Linked DNA regions of Mus musculus: region 2 is linked to region 1. Evidence: chromatin contacts called from ENCODE Hi-C or POLR2A ChIA-PET data. All regions are on one chromosome and are shown on one strand. The core of a region is the stretch at or near the end of the contact, and the rest is flanking DNA. Distances in the headings are between cores, read along the strand shown.

What was found. Hi-C counts contacts between places; a loop is a spot of excess contacts on that map. ChIA-PET counts read pairs that join two places held with the same protein, here RNA polymerase II (POLR2A).
Region 2: a loop to region 1 is called in a map of heart, with 9 times the contacts of the local background. The contact joins the promoter of Cry1 here to the promoter of Btbd11 in region 1. A Hi-C loop is called at or near these places in 1 of 37 maps with a recorded cell type or tissue (heart). POLR2A ChIA-PET finds 5 or more read pairs at or near these places in 4 of 5 experiments (Patski and embryonic stem cell).

The regions. Positions count from the first base shown.
Region 1 is chr10:85,383,730-85,389,519 of GRCm38, forward strand. It overlaps Btbd11 (BTB (POZ) domain containing 11), which reads left to right and starts at 3,085. Exons shown (of 17, transcript NM_028709.2): 1 at 3,085-4,749. The coding sequence starts at 3,600.
Region 2 is chr10:85,182,828-85,188,617 of GRCm38, forward strand. Cry1 (cryptochrome 1 (photolyase-like)) reads right to left here and starts at 2,227. Exons shown (of 13, transcript NM_007771.3): 1 at 1,487-2,227. The coding sequence starts at 1,644.

The DNA of each region.
Region 1 (5,790 bases), core at 1,835-4,334:
GAGGTCCTGAGTTCAATTCCCAGCAACCACATGTTGGTTCACAACCATCTGTAATGGATCCGATGCCCTCTTCTGGTGTGTCTGAAGACAGCTACAGTGCACTCATATACATAAAAGAAATAAAATCTTAAAAAAAAAAAAAAGAGGTGAAAATGGATGGAACTGATGAGCTCAGGGCATACGGCTGGCACAGTGGCAAAGACAGCCTGTACCAGGCTGACCCCACACCACAGGAGGGAAGGAGTCAGCGTGCAGTTCCATGCGCTGCTTGGTGTGAGTTTCCTGCACATACATGAAACCTCCTCAGGTCTTTGCTCGCTGTGCTCCACCAAGCACTCAGCGTCCTCAACAAGCTCAACACCTCAGCGTATGGGCTTGAGGTAGACAAGATGGCCAGGAAACCGTGCAGAGAAATGAAAAGGGCTTAAAACAAGCACTGAGCCACGTGCGCGGGGATACCTTCTGCCTGGGAGGAGAGCAGGCGGCATCAGGAAAAGAAAACATCGCAGCACTCTCAAATGGAGCCGAATCCCACTGGGAAGAGAGGAGGTTTAAGAAAGATAAGAGGGGAGAAGGACATCTGCACGAAAAGAGCAGCGGCAGGGAATGAGGGAGACAGGCTGGGATATCAGCCTGTAGGAGGGATCCGACCTGCCCAGAGCGCACAATGTATGTGTGAGAAAGCCCACCCTCTCTCTGCCTTTGTCTTTGCCTCTCTGTCTCTCCTTCTGTCTCTGTGTCTGTCTCTCTGTCTCTCTGTCTCTCTCTGTCTCTCTGTCTCTCTCTGTCTCTCTCTGTCTCTCTCTGTCTCTCTCTGTCTCTCTCTGTCTCTCTCTGTCTCTCTCTCTCTCTCTCTCTGTGAAATTACAGAAAGGAAGTTTAAGAATAGCGTGGGACTCCTGAAAGCTAAGTAATAAGTGTAAACTTTAGGTACTTGGGAGACTAAATAAATAAATAAATAAATAAATAAAATAGCTCACATTTTTTGATATGAGTGGTTTGTTAGTTTTGATTTTGTTATGCGTGACAACATAAGAGGTAAACTTTAGGAAGATTCTGATATTAGAGAACAGGAAAGGGAACGTGTTGCTATGGACGTGTATTAGGATGGAAATTACAGGATGACATGGGATATGCAGGATGAACGGCAGGGAATCCACAGCTGCCTATGCCCCACCCCCATCCTTACTGAGATTTGAATGACAAACAAAAATGATAGGCATTTAAGGTGTACTATGTGGTGTTTATTATATGTATTGTGAATAATTACCATAATCAAGAAAATTAACATACCTCTCAACCCATACATCTGACCTTTTCCTCTGCCTGATAAGAACACTTACAGACAACTTCCTACCGACATCATCATTCACTCTAGATGCCACCCTGCATGTATGTAATGTCTCTAGAACTGTGGAACACATCATCTGTAAATATAAGTCTGTGTGCTGAACAATCCCCCGCCCCTGTCTGCACCCAGTTACCATCGTACATTCTGGTGCTACTGTGTGATTCTTTTTAGAGTCACACAATAAGTGAGACACTCCCCTTAGCAGGATGATACTGTCCAGATTAGCCATTTGTTATACATGGTGAGATTTCCTTCTTTTTGAAGTCTGAACAATATTCTCTCTTAGCGATTGCAAATAATGCTTCAATGAACAGGGAGAGGGGAGTAAATAGATCTTTTAAATAGTGGCTTTATTTCTGTTTGGTAAAGATCCAGATGTGGGATTATTGGATCACATGGTAGTTCTAATTAGTAATTTTTTGAAGATCTTCGGCATTATTTTCCATAATAGCTATATCAATTTCCCTTCTCACCAATAGAGTACACTCTTCTTTATCCTCCACACCCTTGTTGATGCTTGTAATCTTTTGACTTTCTGATAATCGCCATCCTAACAGGCATGAGCTGGCAGCTCCTTATGGTTCTGATTTGCAGTTACCCTGATGGCCAGTGATGTTGAGTGTCTTCTCACATCCCTTCAGCCACAGTTGAACGTTCAAACCAGCAGTTCAAAGCACGTCCTTCCCTTGTCGACTCATACATTTACCACAACTCCCTAGCCCAATGTGGGATCCAGACAAATAAATAGATAGTAGCAAGCCAGCGTGACAAGGGCCCAGAAATGTGAAGCCATCGAAGAGGGTGGGGTGGTGGAAACACCCAGGATAGTTTTGGGAGATCAGGGTGGGCTTCTTGTAGGAATAGGATTGTGTAAGGGAGGTAGGAATCTTTGAATGAATAAGGTTTTTCCTAAGGTAGGTAGAGATAGACAAATAGCCAAGCAATGATGCTGTTAGACACAGAAATGCAGCAGACACACACATATATTTTGTATCTTTCTTTAGCTGAAAAGAATATTCTCCTGTGCACAAATTTAAGTTTGAGCAGTCTAGAGCATTGTCCACCAGAACCACAGAGTGGCCGGAACACACACACACACACACACACACACACACACACACACACACACACACACCCTGGAACTTAAGGGTAGATTCCTGTCTGCCGAACAAACCTAGAAAGTCCTGGTGACAGGTGGTTTATGGCTAGAGATTCGCTTCCCAGTGGCAATTATCAGTCTCCCCCTCACTACTTTCCTGTTTTATTTCCTTCCATGCTGGAGCAAACCCAGGCTGAGAAGCGGCACCCGCCTGAATTAGTCAGGGTGCCTGAAGAGGGAGGAGAAACGTGCATCTTGTATGGGCTGGTGGGAGGGAAAGAGAAATCTAAAATGCCAAAGCAGAAAGTAACCCTCGGACAAACACTTTATGAACCGCAGAGTGGAACAAATAACGATATAAATGATATTTTTGTCGATAGTTCGAAAGCAGAAACTAGGGAAGCTACAGTTGCAGGATGACTGTTCTTCTCCAGGCTTCCACCTAGGCCGCGGATCCCTCCTAGCTGCAGCCCTGGTCAAGGCCTGGGGGGGCGTGTCTGAGGGGCGGGGCCGCATGGAAGGGAGGAATAAAAAAAAAAAAAAAAAACCTAAGTAATTAGCATCCCCCGATTCCATTGGCTCTTCGACGGCCCTGCTTTGCATGCGCCCGCCCTCTGACTGCTTGGTTTGCTGGGGCTCAGCAGGGTTTTGCAGCCGCCTGGCTACAGCGCTTTAGTGCGGGGCGGGAGCTCAAGAGAACCGCGGCCCGGATCCCGGAGCCGGGGGAGCCCGTAGCCCGCCGAGCTGCGGCGGCCGTATCTGGGGCGATCTAGGTCCTATCGACACTGTGGCCGGCTCTCGGAGGCTTCTGCATCCGTCTGGTCCCAGGGAGGAGAGGACCAGACACTTTTATTTTGGATGAAAGGCGCGGGTCCTGGCGGGAGCTTCCTTCCCGGCCTGGCTCGCGGCTCAGTGCGCCCTCGCTCTGGCCCCGACTCCAGAAGATGACTTCAGGTTCCGCCGTGTATCTTCCCGTGGTGACGGCTCGGGGAGACAGGCGAAAGTAGTGACACTTGCTGGCAACGCCAGGTGGGAAAGTGAGCCTAGGCGACGTGGAGCCCCGCTGTCCCCGAGGACCCCGGTGCCCACAGATCCTTGCCTTTCCTTCCCCTCGGCTCCACGGCGGCTGCAGCATGAAGTGGCGCAGCGATGGCCAGGAGAGGTAAGAAGCCTGTGGTGCGAACGCTGGAAGATCTGACGCTGGACTCGGGTTATGGTGGCGCGGCGGACTCTGTGCGCTCCTCCAACTTGTCTCTGTGCTGTTCTGACTCTCACCCGGCGTCCCCGTATGGCGGGAGCTGCTGGCCGCCTTTAGCTGACTCCATGCACAGCCGGCACAACAGCTTTGACACCGTCAACACTGCCCTGGTGGAAGACTCCGAGGGGCTGGACTGCGCCGGTCAGCACTGCTCGCGGTTGCTGCCGGACCTCGACGAGGTCCCCTGGACCCTCCAGGAACTGGAGTTGCTGCTGCTGCGCTCGCGGGATCCCCGGGCAGGCCCAGCGGTCCCCGGCAGCCTGCCCAAGGACGCGCTGGCCAAGCTCTCGATGCTGGTAAGCCGGGCTCTAGTGCGCATCGCTAAAGAGGCGCAGCGCCTGAGCCTGCGCTTCGCCAAGTGCACCAAGTACGAGATCCAGAGTGCCATGGAGATCGTACTGTCCTGGGGCCTGGCGGCTCACTGCACCGCTGCCGCGCTGGCCGCGCTGTCCCTCTATAACATGAGCAGCGCTGGCGGCGACCGCTTGGGCCGTGGCAAGTCGGCGCGCTGCGGCCTCACCTTCTCCGTGGGCCGCGTGTACCGCTGGATGGTGGACAGCCGCGTGGCGCTGCGCATCCACGAGCATGCCGCCATCTACCTGACCGCCTGTATGGAGAGTCTCTTCCGGGACATCTACTCGCGGGTGTTGGCCTCCGGGCTACCTCGTAGCTGTAGCGGTCCTGGCCCTGGCTCCAGCTCCGGTTCTGGCCCAGGCCCCGGCTCAGGCCCCGGAGCCCCTGCAGCGGATAAGGAGCGCGAGACTCCGGGAGGGGGAGCGGCGAGCGGTGGCCCTTGCAGCGCAGCCAGCAGCGCCAGCGGGGGCAGTAGTTGTTGCGCCCCGCCAGCCACGGCGGCGACCGCAGTCCCGCCAACCACAGCCACCGCCGCCGTCGCCGCCAACCATCATCACCACCACCACACGCTTCACGAAGCGCCCAAATTCACCGTGGAGACCCTGGAGCACACGGTCAACAACGACTCGGAAATCTGGGGGCTCTTGCAGCCCTACCAGCACCTCATCTGTGGGAAGAACGCCAGTGGTAAGTGGCTCTGTCAACTCCGGGTTCAAGTTTGCCTCTCGTCCCCCTCCCGCGTCTCTCTGGCCACTCGCGCTCTCCACGGCCTTAGAGGTAGGGGCCAGAGTGGAGACAGCCAGGAACCCGTAGGTTCACTCCTGAGCTTGGGATCCGCGTGGTTGACACTGGTAGTAATGTTCCCAGAGCACACAGGGTTCCGCCCCCTTTGTGCAGGGCCAGGAGGTTGCTGCCTCCCGCAAGACAGGAGCAAAATCCAACACCCTTTTTATTTTACATTTAATTTAGTATGTTGTTTTACTCGGATCTGGCTTGAGACGTTTGAGTCTCGTGAATAGCTTCTAGAACCCTGTTGTGATCTTTAAGGGGCCACATTCCAGTACCCACGAGTTGGGCTAAGATCTGGAGGAGGCAGGTTCACTTGTCTGCCATGCAGTTCTCTCGCTTGCCCCAGGCCCTTTGGGGTCGCTGTGGATGCGCTAGGAAGGCATGGCTGAGGGCAGCGAAGGTGGAAGGATAGAGCTGGGTGGGCCTAAACGTGTTCATGTAGGTGGTGGTGGTGGTGGTGGAGAGACAACACTGCATTGCTCCAAGTTTTCCTGAACAGTTTCTGAGTACTTGAACCCAGAGCTGGAGATATAGGGGAGTGGGGGTGGGGTGGAGGGTGGCAAGGCCAAGTATTCCAGGCTCTGGCGGGTGATTTACATCTGTCACTTGGTTGAAGGAGAGCCACTAGGGACCCAGGCCAGAGGTAGGGGTTATCAGCTACAGGTACCCTTTTTCTGGAGTTCTAAAATCCCCTCATCGCGCCCCCTGGAAGGTGCCGAGTGGGTTTGAACCTGGGGTCCTGGATGTCCATAGGGTAGTGCTGGGGTGCTTGTTTTCCGGGTGGCGCTAGCGGTCCCCGTCTGCAAAAGCCTGAGCTAGACACTTCAAAGCTTCAATTTTCCACAGGAAATGGTAGAAGAGTAACTGGAGACTCTAAAAGCGAAATAAAACTTTGTTACGTATTCCAAGCGGTTTGGCCCGAGGTTGCGTGGTCGGAGC
Region 2 (5,790 bases), core at 977-3,476, 200 kb before region 1:
TTTATCAGTATCTCATTCCTTCATGGCCAAGCAAGTAACTGGTGCATGGATACACACAACAGGAGGCCCATTAATCAGCCGGTTGGCACGAGGGCTGTTTTCACCTGTTGACTGTGATAATACAGCTCTTTTTGTTCCGCTCAACCCCACAACCAACTTGCCGGCACATCCACACAAGCCATTCTCCAAGCTTGCACCCGGAAATGAACGTCTCCTAAGCGGTGTCCACACTTCTTATCCAGCTTCAATGCCCGATCAGTCACGTTCTCAGAATCCCAACCAAAGAAGGTTTTTTTTCTAACTTACGTTAGATGACATCACTTCTCTGCTAATACCCTTGTACTGCAGTCATTTCCACTCTCCTGGGGTAAAGTCACAGACCTTAGTGACGGCGCATAAAGCTCTAGAATCTGGCCCCCGTTACAACTATAACTTCATCACCTAGTACTTTCCCCCAGAGGTTTTGCTCGTCATTCTGGCTGGCTGTTCCTTCCAAAGATCAAACCCATTCTCACCTCAGGACCTTTCCCTGGAATGTTCTTCCCTTAGACAGCTGCATCCCATGTCTTCAAATCGGCGACCACTTTCTCCACACATCCTAGCTGTGGTAACTTCCAGTGAGCTACATCCCCAGCTAATTAACATTGTTTTAAATTGTGTCCCCATCCCTATTCCTGTTTACCTCGTCTTTTCTTTGCAACACGTCTCATCTCCAAAAGGACTACATACGTATTTTTTTCTTGGACATATGCCTGAAGAGGGCAGACTTCTCGTTCACAGCTCTATCCCTCATATCCAAAGACACGGCTGGCACATAAGCTATCAATATTATCTGCTGAACTAATGCTTTCGTTTCATTCCGCCACACAATCGTCTATCCTGTTTTCCCAGGCACAGCTCACAAAATGTCCGGAGGATTTCTTCCAGTCGCAATTCCCTAGAAGGATTATACTTTGCCTCGAAAGAAAAACTGTGCTTTGTCTTGTCAACCACAAGGAGGAGTTGAGAGAGAGAGTTGGGAAACCAGCTAATTCTTTCCCTTGCTTTTCCTCCTCTAACCTCAAGGGGGAAGAAAGCTGGATCCGGAGCCCGCTATAATAAATGAATGGTTTTTCTCCACACTATGAGTTACCTAGACACACACGTCAACATTAAAGATTACAACCCTTTCGGAGGCCTAAGATATCAAGGCCATTATGATCTGGGAGTGTTTAATTCTCCTCCTAGTTATTTCTCGCAAATCAGGGAAGGCGTTCCCATCAACACAGACACATAACTTACCGGTAAAAGCTAAAGTGTTTCAGGGTCGTCAATAATCTCTACTACTAAGTCTGTACTATTTAATATTGACCACATCTACAATTCTTTAACGATGTAGGCAATTCGGTCCCTGGACTAAAACCAAATCTCAGATCTGACACTAACGCATCGACACCCGACTCGCGCACACCGCGATCGATTGATTTCCCAAGCGCTTCGGACTCACCGCCACCTGTTGATGCCCACGTTGGAAGAGCCGGCGAACCAGGGGTCGAGGATATAGACGCAGCGGATGGTGTCGGCGCCCTGGATGCACTCCTTCAGGGCGGGGTTGTCGTGGAGCCGGAGTCCCTTTCGGAACCAGTGCACGGCGTTCACCCCCATGCTCGGGGCGCGGCGGGTCACCCCGACTTCCTCTACCGAGAGCTTCAAGGGAGGGAAGCCGGGCTCATAACCGACACCTGCGCTTCCAAGAAAACCTCCTCACCCGAGGAGTGGGGAAAGGGCTGCAGAGAGGGGACGGGAGGAGGCGACGCCGAGGCGGGGCGCGGAGGTGGCGAGCGCGCAGCTGGCAGATGAATGGAGGCTGCCGAGGCGCCGGGATCCACGCGCGACGTCCTTCAGGAGCCCGCGCCCAGCGTCCGGAGGACACGCATACCTTCCAGGGCCTGAGACCCCCGGAGCGCAAGCGAGCGCGCGGGGCCCGAGCCGCCACGACGGCCCGAGCTGGTCGCAGCAGCCCCGGGAGGCTCGTCACGGAAACCTCGCCCAACCGAGGCGACCCGCGAGGAGACGGTGGCGCGCCCGAGGCGGCCTCCACGAACGGACACGAGCTCACGCGGCCTCCGCGCGACGCGGCCTGTGCGTCCCGGAGTGGGCAGCGAGCTCGGAGAGCGCGGGCTAGAGCTCCAGGCCGCGGGACGCTCGCCTGCCGGTCACCGGTCCCGAGGCTGCCCGGGTGACTCCGCCGCGTCAGCGGCCTCCGCCCCGCCCCCGGCTTCTCATTGGGCGGCATGCACCCCACGTGACCACCGGCACCTCACGTTTCTGAAGTGTGTTTACTACACTGGCTCAGACCCCCGCGTGCGCCGCCGCGCCCGGTGCTTCGGGACCGGTTGCGATCGCTGGGCGCTCACGACCTGAGTTCTCGCGTGGGATCCGGACTCGCAGCCTCTGCGGGTCTCCTGAGCCCCAGGCCGCTCGCGGGGGCCACAGGCCGCGAGAAGGGGGAGGAGGCATAGTTCTGCTCCCGGGGCCGGGAGCCGCCTCCATTGGCCGAGGCTCGCGGGGACCCGGATGAGCACGGGGCTGCGGGGAGCTCGCGGGCGCGCGCTCTGCCGGGCACGGCGCGCGTGCGCTGCGCTCTCGCGGTGGAAGAGAAGAGGCTAGGACGCGGGAGCGCGCCCAGGGCTCTTCCTATGGGTTGTGTGGAAGGTCTGAAGCCAGTTCCGTGTGCCCTGAGAGTTATTGCTGGGCTGGGTGAGAGGCAACCGAGGCACAGTCCTGCCTCTCACCCAGCTTCAATCAGGTGTTAATCGGAGTCCCCTGCTCTGAAAGGAGCAGAAATCACGCCGTTAGCCTTTTTTACTGTTTGGGGCGGGCACCTTTGCCCAAGCTCTGGAGAAGACAGGTCCGATCTCAGATATTCAGCATTTCATAATACTGTAGATACATCGTCAATTTATCAACTCTAATCTATTACATGAAGTGTAGTTTAGAAGGTATTTTGATTAGGTTTTTGGGCTTTTTGCTTTGCTTTTTTTTTTTTTTTTTTTTTTTTTCTTCAACTGAAGTTAAATGGGAAGAGGAACCTTAATTGTAGTAAAGACTTCCATCAGGTTGCCTGTAGGGAAGTCTGGGCACTTTCTTGATTAATGAGTGATGTGGAAGGACCCGACCAGTGTGTGTGGCGCCACCATTAGGCTGGTAGCCCTAGGCGGGTTGTATATGGAAGCAGGCTGAGGAAGCCACAGGGAACCAAAACGGCTTTCCTCCATGGCTTCTGCTTCAGCCCTCTATCTCCAGGTTTCTGCTTTGAATTTCTGCCCTGACTTCTCCCCACGATGGATTATTAACTGTAAACGGCAACAAACCCCTTCCTTCCTGGCCAAGTTGCTTTTGCTCATGATGTTTTATCAAAGCAATTGAAGTCTAATGAGAACACAGGGCCACATGTGCATCTTTACCAGACTTCCTAGCCATAACCTACAGGCCATGCCTTAGACATACAATGCCCTTTTTGTTGAGACGGGGTCTCGCGGAGCCCTGGCTTACCTTGAACCTGCTGTGTAACTGAAGATGGCTCTTGGTTTTGCTCTTATCCCTGAGTCCTAGCATCACCTATGTGCATATATTCATCCAGGGTTATTTATGTATTTATTTATGGAGACAGTATATCATTAAGCATCTAGGCTGCCCTTAACTCACTTTGCAGCTCAGGAAAGCCTCAAAGTGAGCTTTGGATACCCCTTGCCTCAGCTTCAGGAACACCTGGTGTCCTAGGCCGGTGCATCCAGGGCCAGAATAGCAGCCGCTTATTGAATGAAGCAGGTGTGTTCCAAAGAGATGACATGCAAACCTAACCACAAAACCCCAGCCCCCTAGTGGAGTTTATTATCTGTTTCTTATTCTTTATATGTGCTGGGTTTTCCTCTGATAGAGGAATGCTCTTTGGGATCTACATTAACCTTTGAACTACTAAAGTATGTCTCCTCATACTGTAGCTTCAGACCCAAATAAAAGGCTCCCTAATTTTTGAAAATATTCTTTACCTCTAGTACAAATATAGCGTCTCCTGCCTCCTGGGGCCCTCCAAGCACATGTGTGATACATCACTTGTGGCTTTGTTACAAAGACTAATAAAAACTTCTTATAATACCCATCTATGGGCTGGAGAGATGGCTCAGCGGTTAAGAACACTGACTGTACTTCTAGAGGTCCCGAGTTCAATTTCCAGCAACCACATGGTGGCTCACTACCATCTGTAATAAGAACTGACACCCTCTTCTGGTGTGTCTGAAGATAGTGACTGTACTCATAAGCATAAAATAAATAAATAAATAAATAAATAAATAAATCTTAAGAAAAGAAGTTTTTTTTTTAAAAAAAATACCTAACTATATTGCTTCATAAATACCAATACTTACCACTATATAAAAAAGTCTCTGTGTCCCTTCGAAGTGAAACTTCTCAAGGACAAGGTCTCTGCGTCCAACTTTATTTTTGTGTGCCATCAATACTCAGTATAGATCTTCACATGTGTAACTGAGTGAGTGTTCATTGATCAATAGATGAAGGATCAAATGAAGGAAGAGTTGTGGGGCACCCGTATGTCTGGCAAAGTTAAAAGGAGGAAAGTACAATGATAGTTACAGTGTCTCCTTCAAATTCTTACAACGCCCCTTTACTTGTGAAAAAGGTCACATTTGGAAACAAGATCTTTAAAGATAATCAATTTAAGATGAGGTAATTATTAAGCTGTTCCCTAATCCAATGTGACAAGTACCCTCCAATAAAAGGTAAGTTTGGGCATGAAGACAGACATGCGTGAAGATTGAAATTATAGCGAGCCACAAAGCAAGGGACTAGCAGACACCAGCAGAAACCTGGGACAGACTTTTCCTTAGTGCCAACATGGCTCTCTGGAGGCCTGCCTGGACTTCTGGCCTCTAGAACTGACACAATCAATCCCTGCTGCCCAATAAGCAGCACTTTATTATAGCAGCTCTAACAAATGACAGAAGGAAACTAGCTTCAGTAATGTAGGGAGCCATTGTCTGAATGGTCCTCTCTATCTCCGCTTTGGCCGCTGGAGTAGGAGCTTCCCCTTTTCTCTCAGTTTCTTCAGAAAGATTTGAAAGTATGTGCAGGAAAACCATAGAGACTTAGCACGTAGTCCCTTGTTGTAGAGAGGCACAATTATTCTGTGCTCACTCCCGGGACCTTCTGAGTCTCTCAGCACCTGTGCAGGAGGCCTGGGAATGGAGCTGTGTCTCCACTTGGATTGTGTTGTATTCCAGGACTCTATTTTTGTTTGTTTTTTTTTTTTTTTTTTTAAGATACAGTCTCTTGTTTTCAGCAGTTTGAAAGGAAGCAGACTGTGTCTAAAGATGTAAAAACTGTTTTCAAGCATCCAGATGAGATGGTAGGAAGAGAAAATTGATCTGTGTAGTGTTGGCTTCTGCTTATGTGGTTGTTCATTCAATGAAGATAAATTTTTAAACAGTGCGTAGGTGGTTCTGTAACTTTAATATTGAAGAATTAATCTGTTATAAAAGCACATCAAGAGTGCATTCCTCAAATACAACAGGGTTTTAGTGGCACATAGAGCGTGACTTTAGTACATTTGGATCGGGGGGTGGGGGTGGGAACTGTCATTTAATGGCAACTACAACTTATTGATCATTTAGTACGTGCTATGTCCTATATACAGCATATCAGTAATATTTGTGATTTTTTTCCTCTGTAGCATGTTTTATGGATATTACAGGGTTGTGCTGGAGCATCATGGAGAAAGTAGCTTTCAACTTC